Regions from separate parts of the Homo sapiens genome. Here regions 2 and 3 are each linked to region 1. The links are chromatin contacts, found by Hi-C or POLR2A ChIA-PET in ENCODE. All regions are on one chromosome and are shown on one strand. The core of a region is the stretch at or near the end of the contact, and the rest is flanking DNA. Distances in the headings are between cores, read along the strand shown. Region 1 holds the start of GNAT2 (G protein subunit alpha transducin 2). Region 2 has its middle 12 kb from the start of LINC01768. Region 3 holds the start of SORT1 (sortilin 1).

Region 1 (4,595 bases), core at 617-3,116:
TGCTGAGGTAGGTAGGTCTGCATTAAGCAGGATGCTCAAGAGACCTGGCCCAATGCAAGATACTATCTTTAAAACTATGTCAACATTTGCATCTTATCAGAAGATACATGACATTTATGTAGTTACATGGTGCTTGATTTTTGAGATTCATTTTATTCATTCTTGAGAGTCCATCAGCCTCAAAATCCCTAAGCGCCCCAAGACCAATTCAGTGGGCCATAAATGTAAACAGAATAGTTTAAGTCTGGGGTTAAGACCCCGGGAAGGCTGGGTTGGGGGGACTGTGGAGGCAATTACAGATTTTTACAGATTTTTGTTGATTTCTATCCCCTTGATTATAAAAGTTATGGGTATGTATTATAATTTCTAAAATGCAAATAAATATAAAGAAAATAAATATAACCCATAATTCCATCACTACAGATAATCATTGGTAAACTTGTTGGTGTGTTTCTTTTCTACCCATGTATATCACATAAGTAGGACCATACTGTGTATAGTGTTTTGCATCCATTCTTTTACCTAACTTTATATTGTAAACATTTCCACATCATTAAACATTTCTCCAAGAACAATTTTTAATGGCTGTATTTCATGGTATGAATATTACATAAACATTCCCCTATTGTTCGACCTTTAAAGTATCTAACTTTTCTATGCAATACACATTGTGGTGCTGAACAACTTTTTGCATACATATTTTTCTGGCAGCTCTTTTTAGAAAAACAACTTCCAGAAAGTTGATTACTGGGTCAAATAATAAGAACCTTTTTGAAAATTTTGATTCTATATTACCAGATGGCTTTCAGAAAGATTATATCAGTGTTCAAGGCCACCAGTAATGTGTTTGTGCACATGTACGTGTGTGTGTGTCTCCCATCTCACTAACTATACCCTTGCCAACCTGCATTAGCGTTTATTTTTTGGTTTTTTGTTTTTTAGTCTTTGCTATTTTGATTAGGTAAACCTGGTTATCTCTGTTCTCTTTTTAGTTTTATGGATTCTGTGTGAGGTGAAGAGGCCAAGTTTTTTTTAAGTTTGTTCAGGGAACAGTAGCCAGGGATCAATGGAAGTGGCACCAGATGCAGGTGGAGAAAAGGGTTCAGGGTCCAGAATCCAGCGTGGGGAGAGAAGAGGGAGGCAGAGTTTGGGAAGGATCTCTGCTGTGGGAGTGGTAAGAACTGGGAGGAGCCAGACAAACAGCATTAGAACAACTGGGTGTGGGGGGCAAAGGCCTCCCACAAGAGGGAAAATAGGGAAGAGATTAATTCCTGCTAATGCATTTAATTATATTCAGTGAAGTCTTAGGGACTTCCCTCCACAAGTTCCCTTTAGGTCGGATTATCTACCCCTTGGCAGTGGGGATGCTTGTTGGATAGACCCCAGAACGGCTGCAAGTGAATCAACCTGTGAGTGTCAATAGAGAACCAAGGCCAAGGCTAAAGCAATGGTAATACATGAATACTGAGTACTAACTACAGGCCAGGCACAGTTCTAAGCAGTTAACTTATATTAACTCATTTATCTTAACCACCATATAAAGCAGGTACTCTTACACTCATTTTACAGACGAAATAGAAGCACAGAGAAGTTAGGTAACTTGCCCAGTATCAGTCAGGAAGTAGGTGAAATCTGGATTTGAACCCAGACATTCTGGCTAGAGTTAAAGCTCTTAACCACCAAATACAGAAATGTGGGAAGGGGAGCCAGAATTGCAGGGCACAGCCTCCTACCTACGCCGGCCGGAAGAAAACAGACGACCAAGTGAGATTGCAGGGGCAGGACTTCTGCTTAAAATGAATCCTGGGACAATGATAACAGCTACCTTTCACTGGGCCCTCACTTCGTGCCAGGCACTGTGTAAAGGGACTTTACGTTTAATCTTCACAGTAACCCCTTTGAGTGAGGTACTGTCATTACCCCATCTTACTGATGAGGAAGCTGACGCACGGAACTGGCCCAAGACCCAGGGTCGGCTCAGGCCAGCCCTACCGCGGTGTGGTGGCTGCCCACGTGGCGCCCAGGAAGAGAAAAAAATGGCGAGGCGGGGTCGGCAGGCGGAGGCGGGGCCAGGCGGGGGCGGGGCCAAGGGCCGCAGAGCCTGGCGCGGAGCCGGCGAGATTTTGGTGGGGTCTCACCTGTTGCGTGACTCCCCCACAGTCCGGCCGCGGGAGTCCGACCCTGAATGCCCAGGGAGTGTTGAGAGAAATCTGGACGAGTTTCGGGTCCCGCTCCCTTGGGAGCACGTGGCCTACCAGCCTCTCGATTGCAGGGTTGGGTGGTCGCGACACCGGGGTCGCCTTGAGGCCAGTCCGGCTGCCGAGGTCTGCGGGAGTCCACCTCCGGCCAGCTGGCAATTTTGAAAGACTGCCTTACTTTCCCCATCTCAGTGCCAGGGCAGGGGCCCTTGGAGTGACTTGGCTGGGGTCTGTGGCCCGATCCCCCTGCCGTCCCTCAGGACCCGGGCTTTCTGCTGTACAGACTTCTCGTGGGCAGCCTCCCCTCGGAACTCGGGCATCATGGCCTCAGGTGAGTGTGTGTACGTGTGTTGGAGGGAGGGTCTCTGGGACAGAGAAGTGCTGTGGCCAGAGTGACAAGAGGGTGGGAGTCACAGCACAGCAGCAGGACCTAGGGAAGGCGGTCAGCTCCTCCCAGGAGGGCCTGGGGAGCAGAGCCAGAGTGTGCAGAGACAGAGGAAAAATCCAAAGAGGCTAGGGTCTCTGTCCCAGACCCCCAGACAAGGGGGTCTCCTGGCCTTCCTGCCTTCCTGGGAGGTAGCTATTTGGCGACGGTGGAATTTTCCCGGGACAGGCCCCTCCCTCCTGGGCTGGGATTCTCGGTTCTTCCCCCTCCTCCCAGAGCTGGGCTACCCCGGGAGCTGAGGGTCAGATGTGGAAGGAAAGTGGGTGCTGGGTTTTCACGGAGTATGCCTGCCCTGCCCCGGGAGGACTGTGTTTGAGCTTGGACTCGCTCGCTGCTGAATTCCTGTTTGTTATTCTTTTTTCTTCCAGGCTAGCTGGAAGGACCAGCTAGCCTGGACTTTGGCTTCTTTGCCCGGGAGCCCTGGCATGATGGGGTGAGGGCTCTTGGTGGGTTAGTGGAGAGCTGGGGGCTGGCCCTTCCCCATCTTCTTTTCTACCCACCCCCTCCCCGCCCCCCGCCAGGCCCAGCCACCATCAGTCACGTCACTCCTGGGACTGAGGAGGCAGGGGAGGGATAAGGGGCAGAGATGGAGGCCCCACTCCCCGAGGTTGCCTAGACAACATGAGAAATCGTGGCCAGGGCCTCTTCCGCCTGCGGAGCCGCTGCTTCCTGCATCAGTCACTCCCGCTGGGGGCGGGGCGGAGGAAGGGGTTGGATGTGGCAGAGCCAGGCCCCAGCCGGTGCCGCTCAGACTCCCCCGCTGTCGCCGCCGTGGTCCCAGCCATGGCATCCTATCCATCTGGCTCTGGCAAGCCCAAGGCCAAATATCCCTTTAAGAAGCGGGCCAGCCTGCAGGCCTCCACTGCAGCTCCAGGTGAGTGTGTGCTTCCTGGCCTCAGGATAGATGCTGGGCTCTGTCTTGCCACCTCTCGCCCAAGGTGCTGGTCCCCTCAGAGGGGGCCACCTCCTCCGGCATCCTCTCTGTGGTGGTGCCCCTCAACCTCAGTCCCAGGGACAGCCGGCTTGGAAGGTGGGGTGAGGGGTGGTGGGGGGCGGGGGGTGGATCTGAGATATCTGTGCCAGGGATGCTGTCCTCTGTCACAAGGAGTGGGCATGGTGTGGGTGCAGCAAGAGGTGTGTATGCACACGTGTCAGCGTGTGCATGTGCTAAGACTGCGTGTGAAGCATGTGTGAATGGAGCGGGGGTGTGTGGGACTGACTGTTTTGTGGACTGGCCACTCTGACTGGCGCCTGTGCCTTTACCAGGCAGGCTTAGGCTGTTCTGTGGCTAGTTCCACTTTTTAGGACCCCACATCTAGATCCCCCTCACTGGGGGTCTGACATCTGGGCACAACCATTGCTGGCTGGCATCCCACAACTGGGGGCTTGACTGTATCTATCGTTTGCTATTTGCTCATTCCTGGTCTATATTGTGAGCCTCCTTAGGAGTATGGGGTGTCCTTGGTCAGGTCCGTGCAGGGTTCAGGCTGGGGCTGCTGCCCGCACTGTGTGTGCTTCTGCACCCTTTGGTTCGTCTCTCACTCTAGTAAGCATCTCTGCATCATTTGGAGCAGGCAGTGAGGTGCGGCAGTGCCTGTCTCAGTGAGGGCTTGGCTGCCTGGCTCTGTGCTTGCAGAGGGATATCTGCCTGCTGTCTGCTCCCAGGCCTTGTGGCTAAGGAAAGACCCACCCTGACTTTGATGACCAGATCATGCCGACTGCCCCCACCCTTGCAGCTGTCTGTAGCTATAGCCCAAGTATCAACCTCCTATATTTTTTTGTTTCATTGAAGATGACTGGTGCAAGGTCTCTACTGTCCTGAGGGTGTTCTCTGTGCCCAGGTCTGTGCCATCCAGAAAGGGTGTCCCCTGGGTGGGGCCCTTCCTGGCCCTGTTTGGTTCAGCAATAGGGCAACTGATACGGATCTAGCCCAGAGCTGGAGACCCTTCGGT
Region 2 (4,296 bases), core at 1,267-3,766, 200 kb after region 1:
AGTAAACTCACTTACTTCTCTCTAAGCCCATACACCCTTAAAAGCTCTCATAGGCTAGGCACAGTGGCTCATGCCTGTAATCCCAGCACTTTGGGAGGCCAAGGGTGGCGGATCACCTGAGGTCAGGAGTTTGAGACCAGCCTGACCAACATGGAGAAACCCCGTCTCCACTAAAAATACAAAATTAGCCAGGCATGGTGGCGCATGCCTGTAATCCCAGCTACTCAGGAGGCTGAGGTAGAGGAATCGCTTCACTCTGGAAGGTGGAGGTTGCGACAAGCTGAGATCCTGCCATTGCACTCCAGCCTGCAACAAGAGCAAAACTTTGTCTAAACAAACAAACAAACAAATAAAAACTCTCATAAATCCCCACTTCCCCTCCTCTAACAGCTCACTTTTTGTTGGAAAATAAATCCCTCTGACTTTGGGAAAGCCATCTGTACCTCAGCTCCAGAGGGGAGCATGTGACCTAGACTCTGTCGGAATATTTTATCCTCCCACCACATCTGTTGGTTCGGTGGCGGGCACATGGCCTAAGCTGTTCTCATTGTAATGCAGTTCTGTTGGAAGTATTAGGACAGAGATCTTCTTTTCCTATAGGTGTCATAGATAGATATGTGATCTGAACCGCTCTAGTTCTTTTTCTGCAAGGATAAAAATGAGCTTGAGGATGAAGCTAATCTACGGAGCAAGCCTGAGCCAAGTGAATTACAGATAAATGAGCTAAAGCCTGATGATGTTGTAAACCTCTAGATCAAATCATACCTGAATCCCACTGAGCCTCTGGGCTTTTCTGATGCTGGAGGCAATACATTCTCTCAGTTTGAGAAGAGATGTTTGTGTGCTTGCAGTGGAAGCCTCTCCACAAAGACAGAGTCCCTCCTCCTTGCAGACCATCTGGTTCTTTGTCTAGTAAGGCTCTGCCTCAGAGAACAACATTTTGTTAATTCTTCTTGGGAGCAAGGGAAGCCCTCACTTCCTTCATCCTAGGCTTGACTGCTTTGAGGTACTGTTGAGGTGGTATATGGAGGTGAGAGAAAAATGCCTCCTTGTCTGTGTGAGCCTCCTGTAACAATGTAAACTAGTCAGATATTAGTCTCTCCCTAAATTATCTCACTACATTGGTTTCAGCTACAAAACTAGGAACAATTCAAATGCCCATCAGCAGGGTAACTTAATCGTGGTTCAATCACATGGCCGAGAGTGGGGGGATCCTCCGCAGCCTTTAAAAAGATGGAAGAAATGCTCTATGTACTGCCATGAAAGGCACCCAGAATAAACCATTTATTGAAAAAACCCGGTTGAAAAACAGAATGTATAGTATATAATGCCATTTGTGGTTTTTCAAACTGTAAGTCTGTGGTTCTATCTGAATAGAAAAAGGTCTAGAAGGAAGGTTGCTTGCACAACAAATTTTATAATGATCCCTGGGGGCTAGAATTCCGCAGGCTTTGCATTTTCTATTTTTTCTACTCCTTTATTGAATTTGTATAGTGTAATAAAAAGATTTTTTTAAAGAAAATTTTTACAGTGCTGGCCTCTGGTCTGTAGCTCCCTATTTCCCTCTGTGGCAGTAACTGGAGGCCTCAAGGGAGCTGCCACATCCTGAGTGTGTAGCTAAACACCCCTGCTGCTCCAGGAAACTCCAGCCTTGCTTGGCCTGTTTTTGGGTCTGTAAGAGACAACTCCAGGGTGGGTAGGGCCTCAGGGGCAGGGCCGTGTACCCAGTCATCCTGAGCCTGGTGTACCACCTGGTGCCAGGTGGTGAAGAGTGACTGGGCCAGGATGCCAGGGGGTGGAGTGGTGAGTTGCTGGTCTGCTTTGTTAGAGGAAGATGTCGGCATGGGTAGTAGGCTGAATCATAATCCCCAAAGACTTTGGATCCTAATCCCTTCGTATCAGTGAATGTTACTTTATATGGAAAAAAAGGTCATAGCAGATGTGATTAAGGATCTTGAGATGGGCAGATAGTTTTGGACTATCCTAGTAGGGCCTAAATGCAATCACAGATACCCTTAAGAGAGAGGCAGAGGGAGATTTGTCAAAACAGAAGAGGAGAAGGCCATGTGACTACAGAGGCAGAGACTGGAGTGATGTGGCCACAAGCCAGGGAATGCTGGCAGCCACCAGAAGCTGGAAGAGGCCAGGCACAGATTCTCCCACGACACCTCCAGAGGGCGTGCAGCCTGACTGAAACTGGATTTTGGCCCAGTGATACTGATTTTGAACTTCTCTGCCCTCTGGAACTATGAGAGAATCCATTTCTGTTGTTTTAAGCCACCAAATTCATGACGATCTGTGACAGCAGCCACAGGAACCTGACATAGCTGTCAAAAGTGAGGCTGGCCTGCAGCTGTTCAGCGTGCTCTTTCCTGAGGGCCTGCCTTCCTCACTCCAAGCTGCCCAGGCTGAAAAGAAAATGAGGCTGCTTCCTCTAGACATCCTTGAGAGGGGCTTATCTAATGAGTTCTGGCACTTGTGAGGAGGGGTGTGTGGATGTGGAGCCTACTCTTGCTCTCCACTAGCCTGGCTGGTGGTGAGGGGTTGCCCAGCAACCACAGAGGCTGGCAGGGCTCCCCACTGTGCCCTGGTTTCTCCTCAGAGCAGTTCTTGCCCTGAGTATTGTTAGAGTGCAGAGGCTATTAAAAAAAATGAAAACACCAACCCTCAAAATAACTTCCCAGGTTCTAAAAATGGAATTCTGCCCAGTAGTAATATTTCTCATTCTTGCAATAGTAAAATTTCTCACTTCCTCGTGCTCTGTAGGCTTGTGTCTGGCCCAAGAGGGAACTGCTATTAATGGCAATTTCTGCCTGATGTAATCCCCTTGGTGAGCCACCTGCCTGTGGATGGTGACACTCCTTTACCCAACAGGCCTTGCACCCTCCTCCACAGAACCTCCCGCAGCGTGTTAGGTTTTTGTCTGCTTTGATTGATATCCATAGTCTCTCTTGGTTCAGAAAATAATAACAACAATGATAATCAACCAATTACTTATATAGCTCTTATAATTGTCAGGCATTGTCCCAAGCACGGAATGTTTATTAACCCATACACTGCTCATGACTGTCCTGTGGGGTAGCTATTAGTATTATCCTCCTTGTACAGATGAGAAAACAAAGTCATGGGGAGGTTAAGAACATGTACAAGGGCACATAGCTACCAAGTGGCTGAGCTGGGGTTTGAACCCAGCCTGAAGGGCTCTGGGATCAGAGCTCTTACCTCCTGCATTGTATTGGCTGGCTGGAGGAAGGATGGGGAAGCCTTTCTCTGTGCAAAGCGAGCTGTCCTGGGCAGCTGATTTGGGCTTGCCCCCGGTGGGCCCTTGAGGTCTTTTGAGATCAGGGCTGTGATTGCCTGGAGAGGTCTCCCAGCAGCACACACTCTACCTTAGTGCCTTCCATATTCTCTTCCTGCTGGGGTCATTGCAAAGCCTGTGACTATGAGCAGGGTGAGGAATTATCCTTCAGATTTTGGGCACAGACCTCAGATGGGTGTCCCGGAGGAACCAATGTAAAGTCCTCAGGCCTGGGTGTGGGGTGAAGCTGGTTCCATTCTGCTCACATTTACTGGGCAGTGTGTGGATAAATAGCCCACAAGAGCGGAGGATGGTCCTGGGTGCTGAGACTAGAAGGGGAGCAGCCTCCTTTCCTCTCCTCATGGGAAGGACCTGTGGGAGAGGGGCAGGAGGAGGACGAGTGGCCTCCCCCAGGGCCCTGGGGTGAAATGAACAGGTGCCCATTCTCTCTGTCCTGCCCAGGGATGGCCTGATGTCTTACATGAACAGAGCCTAGAAGTTGGAGTGAAGAGACCTGGCTTCTAGTCCTCGTTCTCCCAAGTTTGAGGTGAGGTATCACTCTCTCTGTGTCCCAGACTTCCCCTCTGTAAACCAAGGGATTGGATGCGCTTTGATACAAAAAATCCCTCTCTAAAACCCATAACTGATCTGCAAATCCAAGTTGGTTTGCTGTGTTTTCTCTGTGAGACAGCAAGCCACAAGCAGCCAGATCCAATGCTCACTTTCAGCAACTCCTGTCATTTTGTCACTGTGCTTGCCTCTCTTCCCTCACTAGCGAAATAGGGATTAAAACACTCATCTCAGAGTTGTGAGCCTTGAAGGAACATCGCATGGAAAGGCCCTTCTTGGAAAGGCAGAGCCCTGCCCTATGGGACCCATCAGAGAGGGGCCCCTGCTCACCTGGACTCAGATGGGGCTGGGGGTGTGGATACTGGGATCTTCTGGAGGTAAAAGGAAACCAGGTGAAGAGATTGCAGACTGGCAGCTCTGACCTGGAC
Region 3 (4,515 bases), core at 979-3,478, 220 kb before region 1:
CCCTGAGCCAGTTTTTTCAACCTCTTTCTTTGGAATCAATATATTACAAATGACACATCAATTCAAACTAACCAGGAAGACTCTGACTCAAGGAATAAATCCAGGCAGGGCATAGTGGCTCACGCCTCTAATCTCAGCACTGTGGCAGGCTAAGGTGGGTGGAGCACTTGAGCCCAGGAGTTCAAGACCAGCCTGGGGAACATGGCAAAACCCTGTTTCTTAAAAAAAGAAAGAAAGAAAGAAAAGAACAATTAGCTGGGTGCATGTACCAGTAGTCCCGGCTACTTGGGAGGCTGAGGTGAGAGGATCACTTGAGCCCAGGAGGTCAGGGCTGCAGTGAGCTGTGATCACACCACTGCATTCCAGCCTGGGCAACAGAGTGAGACCCTATCTCAAAAAAAAAATAGTAATTACACAAAAATTAGCTAGGCATAGTGGTGCACACCTGTAGTCCCAGCTACTCAGGAGGCTGAGGTAAGACTCTATCTCACAAAAAAAGAGAAAAAGAAAAACAGGAGTAAATCTAAATCCAGGAGTAGCAGCAGACCTAAAGTTAGGTCAACCAGCGAGAGAAGAATTTGAAATATGGAGCAAGAATGCTGTGACCAGCTAGCTCAAGGAAGGAAGTGGTCCAGTATAAATTAAGCATTAGTGTTGTAAAGCCTTTCTCAATCCCCCACTGTGAGAAGGAAGTCTATTCGATTTTTTTTTCTCATCAAGTAGGAAGACTTCCCAGTACTCATTCTACCCAACCTGTCTCACCCTCCAGCACTAGCTTGGCTACCTTTACACAGCTGCTGCTCGGGATACACTAAGCACAATTATTCCTGAATATTTGTGTCTTGTGTCCTCAGATCAGAGAATTCTATTACAGGTAACAAGTATGGTCCAGATAACCAGGCAGTCCAAAGGGAGACTGAGGCTTGGCTGACGCTGAAAAACGGTTACAGAAGGACAAGTGCTGGCACAGAGCCTTGGCCACCCATCTCTGCCCCCAAGTGCAATTCATTTTCTTTGAAAGAGGAAAACAGGCAAGGGAGAAAATATATAGAATTGAAAATACATTATGCAAATGTGGCTAGCAAGGATTAAATTGTTAATTTTAGAGAAATAGGAGAAAGATGCCCAAGTTGTGCTGAAGCAAGGAACCAGGACTTTCTTAATAATTAGTTTTGTCAGTCCAGTAGTGTGCAAAGGTTGAGCTGCTTGTCCCCAGGGACAGAAATCCCATAATTTTGAAAGTCTTTTGACCAAGAGCTGGCTCAAAGCAGAATATGTGCAATGCGTTTCTTAACTATTGAAAATCTTGTCACCACGGGATATAGACATGCTAGTCAGACTTCCGTACCATGACAGAAGGTCAAATCTGAAGCAGTAAAAGAGATCACATAAATATTGCCATCTCATTTCCAAGCTAGTCCCCTTAACTATTAAAACACGGTGACCAGATCGCTGCTTCGGGCCTCCTGAACTCCCGCCTCTCCCACCCGGAAAGTACTGACCCAGAGAGGACACACCTTTGCTTCTGCGCAGCCCAACTTCTGCAAGCGCTCAAGAGTTAATTACTCCTTCACCTTCCTGGGGCCTAACAGCGTTACTGGGTCCTGATTATTTATACAGACGAAAAACGATGTTCAAGAGATTTTGACAACTTAAAAAAAAAAAAAAGAATGCGGTGGAAGTCTAAGATTGCCTCCCCTATGACAAAACACAGCCCCGCCGGCCGCCCGGGCCCGACTCCGCCCGCCCGCCCGCCGCAGTTTCGGGGCTGCGGCCCGGGGGACGCGGGCGCGGCAGGGCTGGGGTCTCCTCCGGGAGTCGCGGGGCGCACGGGCCGGGAGGGGCACGCGGGCGGCACCTCGCACCCGAGCGGCTCCCGGGCCCGGCGCCCGCTCACCTGGTGCGTGTTGTTGGCCAGCTTGGCGACGAAGTCCCGGACCCGGCCGCACTCCTCGTCCTCGCCCGGCGCGCTGCGACGCCAACGGCCGCCGCGGGGAAACGCGCCCCCGGCTGCGGCCGCCCGCAGCCCCCAGCTCACCCCGATGGGGCCAGACCAGCGCGGCAGCGGCGCAGCGGGCGGCGGCGGCGCGTCCAGCCGGTCCTGGCTGAGGGTCGACGGCGGCAGCAGCTGCAGGAGGAGGAGGAGGCCGAGGCCATGGGGCCAGCGCGAGAGGCCGTCCGCAGCTCCCCAGGGCCGCTCCATCGCCGCCGAATGCCGCCGACGCCGACACCTGCCGCCCGGCGCGCCCGCCCACCCCCGCCGGCGCGCGCCACACCCCCGAGCCGAGCGCGGCGCTCCTTGGATACGCGCGGCCGGGCCTCTCCGCCCCATAGGCTGGCCGCCTGTCCCTCTTCCCCGGCCCACTCCTCATTGGCTCGCGTCGCCTCCGGCTTCGGGGGTCCTGGATTCGGATGCTAAGATGCGGGACTGATTGGCTGGAACGGGGCAGAGACTGCTGAGGTCAACCCCGCCTCGCCCGGCGTCTCCCGGGCCCGGCTTGTGGAGTTCACGTAGGAGCTTCTCATACCTTCCCGCCGAGCCCCGGGCTCCTGGCGTCGCGACCCCTTGCCGCACCTCTAGCGCCCTCAAGTTGGGGCTGGGTTACGTCCCTCCTGTTCCCCAGAGACACTCCTAAAATTCCTTCGGTGAGGCAGAGCCTGGAAAAACCTACCCAGGAAATCCCTGAGCTTGCTCAGCTGGAAAAGGGGGCTCCATCATGAACCGGGGCTTCGGGTTTTTATAAACCCCGCTCACTGGAGCGCCCATTGTCTGCTAAGCAGCTGCCTTGCTGCAAGAAGGTGAATGCGAACTGATGTGGGCCACATCCTACGGAGACAGACATCAGGACATCCGTGACTCCTGCAAGCCTGAAGAATAGTCTTTCCATACGTTTGGCCTCTCTCACCTTCCTCTTCTGAGGGGAGGTAGGCCAAAGGCGGAATTACTTACAGGTTTTCCAGGACTTCGAATGTAGCTTAGGCATTAGGGGCAGGTAAAAGAGGGGCAAGAGAATGATCCAATGCCTACTGTACACATGATCATTTCCTAGATGCACATTTATTTTACCAAAGTGCCTTAACTCTGCAGTGAGAGCTTCGGACAAGTTTGGTTCCAGTATGTGATGTCCTCTAAATTAGCACCCCGATCCACCTCTAATGAATAAAATAAAACCCCTACGCTGTTCCCTTTACCGCAGAAGCTGCACACACAACTTCTACAACACGTAGCACAGGTAAAACCAGTTCTGAATCCTTAAGCTTACTGACTCCATCCCTTCAGAAAGCTAGAAATTGTTCAGTAGAAAAGGTAGCAAATAGAAAGATACAAAATATGCAAGTCATTACACTCAAAGCAAGTAAAGATTACTTTTAATTATAAACTGGCCATAAACCCAAATGAGGATATAGTCATTGTAGAGCAAAATGATACAATGCACCCAACCCGATATTTACATTAAAATATTTCCAGTCACATTAACTTTCAAACAAAAAGACTTAACGAATTTACAAATTTTTCCAAGACGTGAGAAGTGAAAAATGTTTTTGAATGCCATCTGAGCAGGATAGTAAAATCACTAGAATAGTCTTTTTAAGTTCTCAGTTACTGGACTGAAAAGATAAAGCTGATGAAAATTGGTGAACAATTTGTTCCTTTCCATAACTACTATCAGATTAATTTAAAAAAGATTATTTTTAAATCTATGCCAACTATGGGAGTAGATCACAAGACAGTCAGTTCCAGTAGCATGTGATTAGGTGGGGGGAGGAAAGGGGGTTATAAAGGAATATTTCTTTGTTTGGGTGACACAAAGATGAATGGTCTATTGTCTTACTGTCTGAAAAGAAAAAACAACTCAACAGTGCCACCTCCTGGAGAAATTACCAAATACACTTTTAAACGCTATTAAATTTGTTCCAATTATCTGTACCTTCACTTTTTAGTATGTTGCTTTTAGTTATCACAGGCTTACAGTACTTATATATTTCCTTCTTCAAACTGTATCAGCTTCTGGGACATGGTAACTTGCATATGGCACTGAGAAAATGTTTGAGTGAATATATTTATTATTTCACTTTTTAAATTGGAAACCCTAGGAACTATATTTCATTTTTGTCTAATGAGATTGACATTAAATATAAAAGTGGCACTGTCAGTTCTCCTTTGTGAGATACTGGACATAAGATTTCACCTTATTTGCAGGACTAAAGTAAATTTATCTTATTACTAAAAACCGTACCTTTCTCCAGGAAACATTCTATAGCAGAAAGATAACATAAAGCAATTACACATCATGAAACCATTGCTGTTCGTAGTAAGATCACTTCTTTAACCTAAGAAAGCTTGTTTTAATATTCTACAAAAAAATCAAAGTTCTACCTCTTTGAAGAATGCCAATTATAGAAGGTACGAAATTTACTGTTTTACCAGGTAAAACACAAATATGCTGCCCAGCCAGTGGGAGGGAAAACAACTTAAGCTGAGGCGAACGGACATAGGCTAAGAGCTACTCCTTA

The links. Hi-C counts contacts between places; a loop is a spot of excess contacts on that map. ChIA-PET counts read pairs that join two places held with the same protein, here RNA polymerase II (POLR2A). Pooled maps may share reads with other maps.
Region 2: a map with no recorded cell type shows a loop between it and region 1 (5-fold over the local background). The contact joins the enhancer-like site here to the promoter of GNAT2 in region 1. A Hi-C loop is called at or near these places in 1 of 168 maps with a recorded cell type or tissue (CD14-positive monocyte), 1 of 37 single-sample maps with no recorded cell type and 5 of 50 pooled maps.
Region 3: a loop to region 1 is called in a pooled map, with 2.3 times the contacts of the local background. The contact joins the promoter of SORT1 here to the promoter of GNAT2 in region 1. A Hi-C loop is called at or near these places in 2 of 50 pooled maps. POLR2A ChIA-PET finds 5 or more read pairs at or near these places in 5 of 52 experiments (BJ, H1, PC-3 and 2 more).

What each region holds. Positions count from the first base shown.
Region 1 is chr1:109,617,750-109,622,344 of GRCh38, forward strand. GNAT2 (G protein subunit alpha transducin 2) reads right to left here and starts at 1,867. Exons shown (of 9, transcript NM_001377295.2): 1 at 1,734-1,867. It overlaps AMPD2 (adenosine monophosphate deaminase 2), which reads left to right and starts at 2,088. Exons shown (of 19, transcript NM_001368809.2): 1 at 2,088-2,529; 2 at 3,165-3,517. The coding sequence starts at 3,427. RefSeq lists enhancers at 1,255-1,785, 1,766-1,815, 1,786-2,314, 2,836-2,885, 2,845-3,373 and 2 more and a silencer at 2,006-2,195.
Region 2 is chr1:109,813,880-109,818,175 of GRCh38, forward strand. No RefSeq gene overlaps it. Among named protein-coding and RNA genes, the nearest start is that of LINC01768, 12 kb to the right of the region's middle. RefSeq lists enhancers at 2,348-2,467, 2,618-2,667 and a silencer at 2,838-2,917. Within about 2 kb of position 2,517, at least 5 of the 41 ENCODE cell types and tissues checked have a DNase peak (open chromatin) inside an H3K27ac peak, as active enhancers do; they include CD14-positive monocyte, where a contact is called at or near this core.
Region 3 is chr1:109,395,690-109,400,204 of GRCh38, forward strand. It overlaps SORT1 (sortilin 1), which reads right to left and starts at 2,229. Exons shown (of 20, transcript NM_002959.7): 1 at 1,898-2,229. The coding sequence starts at 2,203. PSMA5 (proteasome 20S subunit alpha 5) reads right to left here. Exons shown (of 9, transcript NM_002790.4): 9 at 3,353-4,515. RefSeq lists silencers at 2,006-2,105, 2,116-2,185, 2,226-2,355 and an enhancer at 2,382-3,363.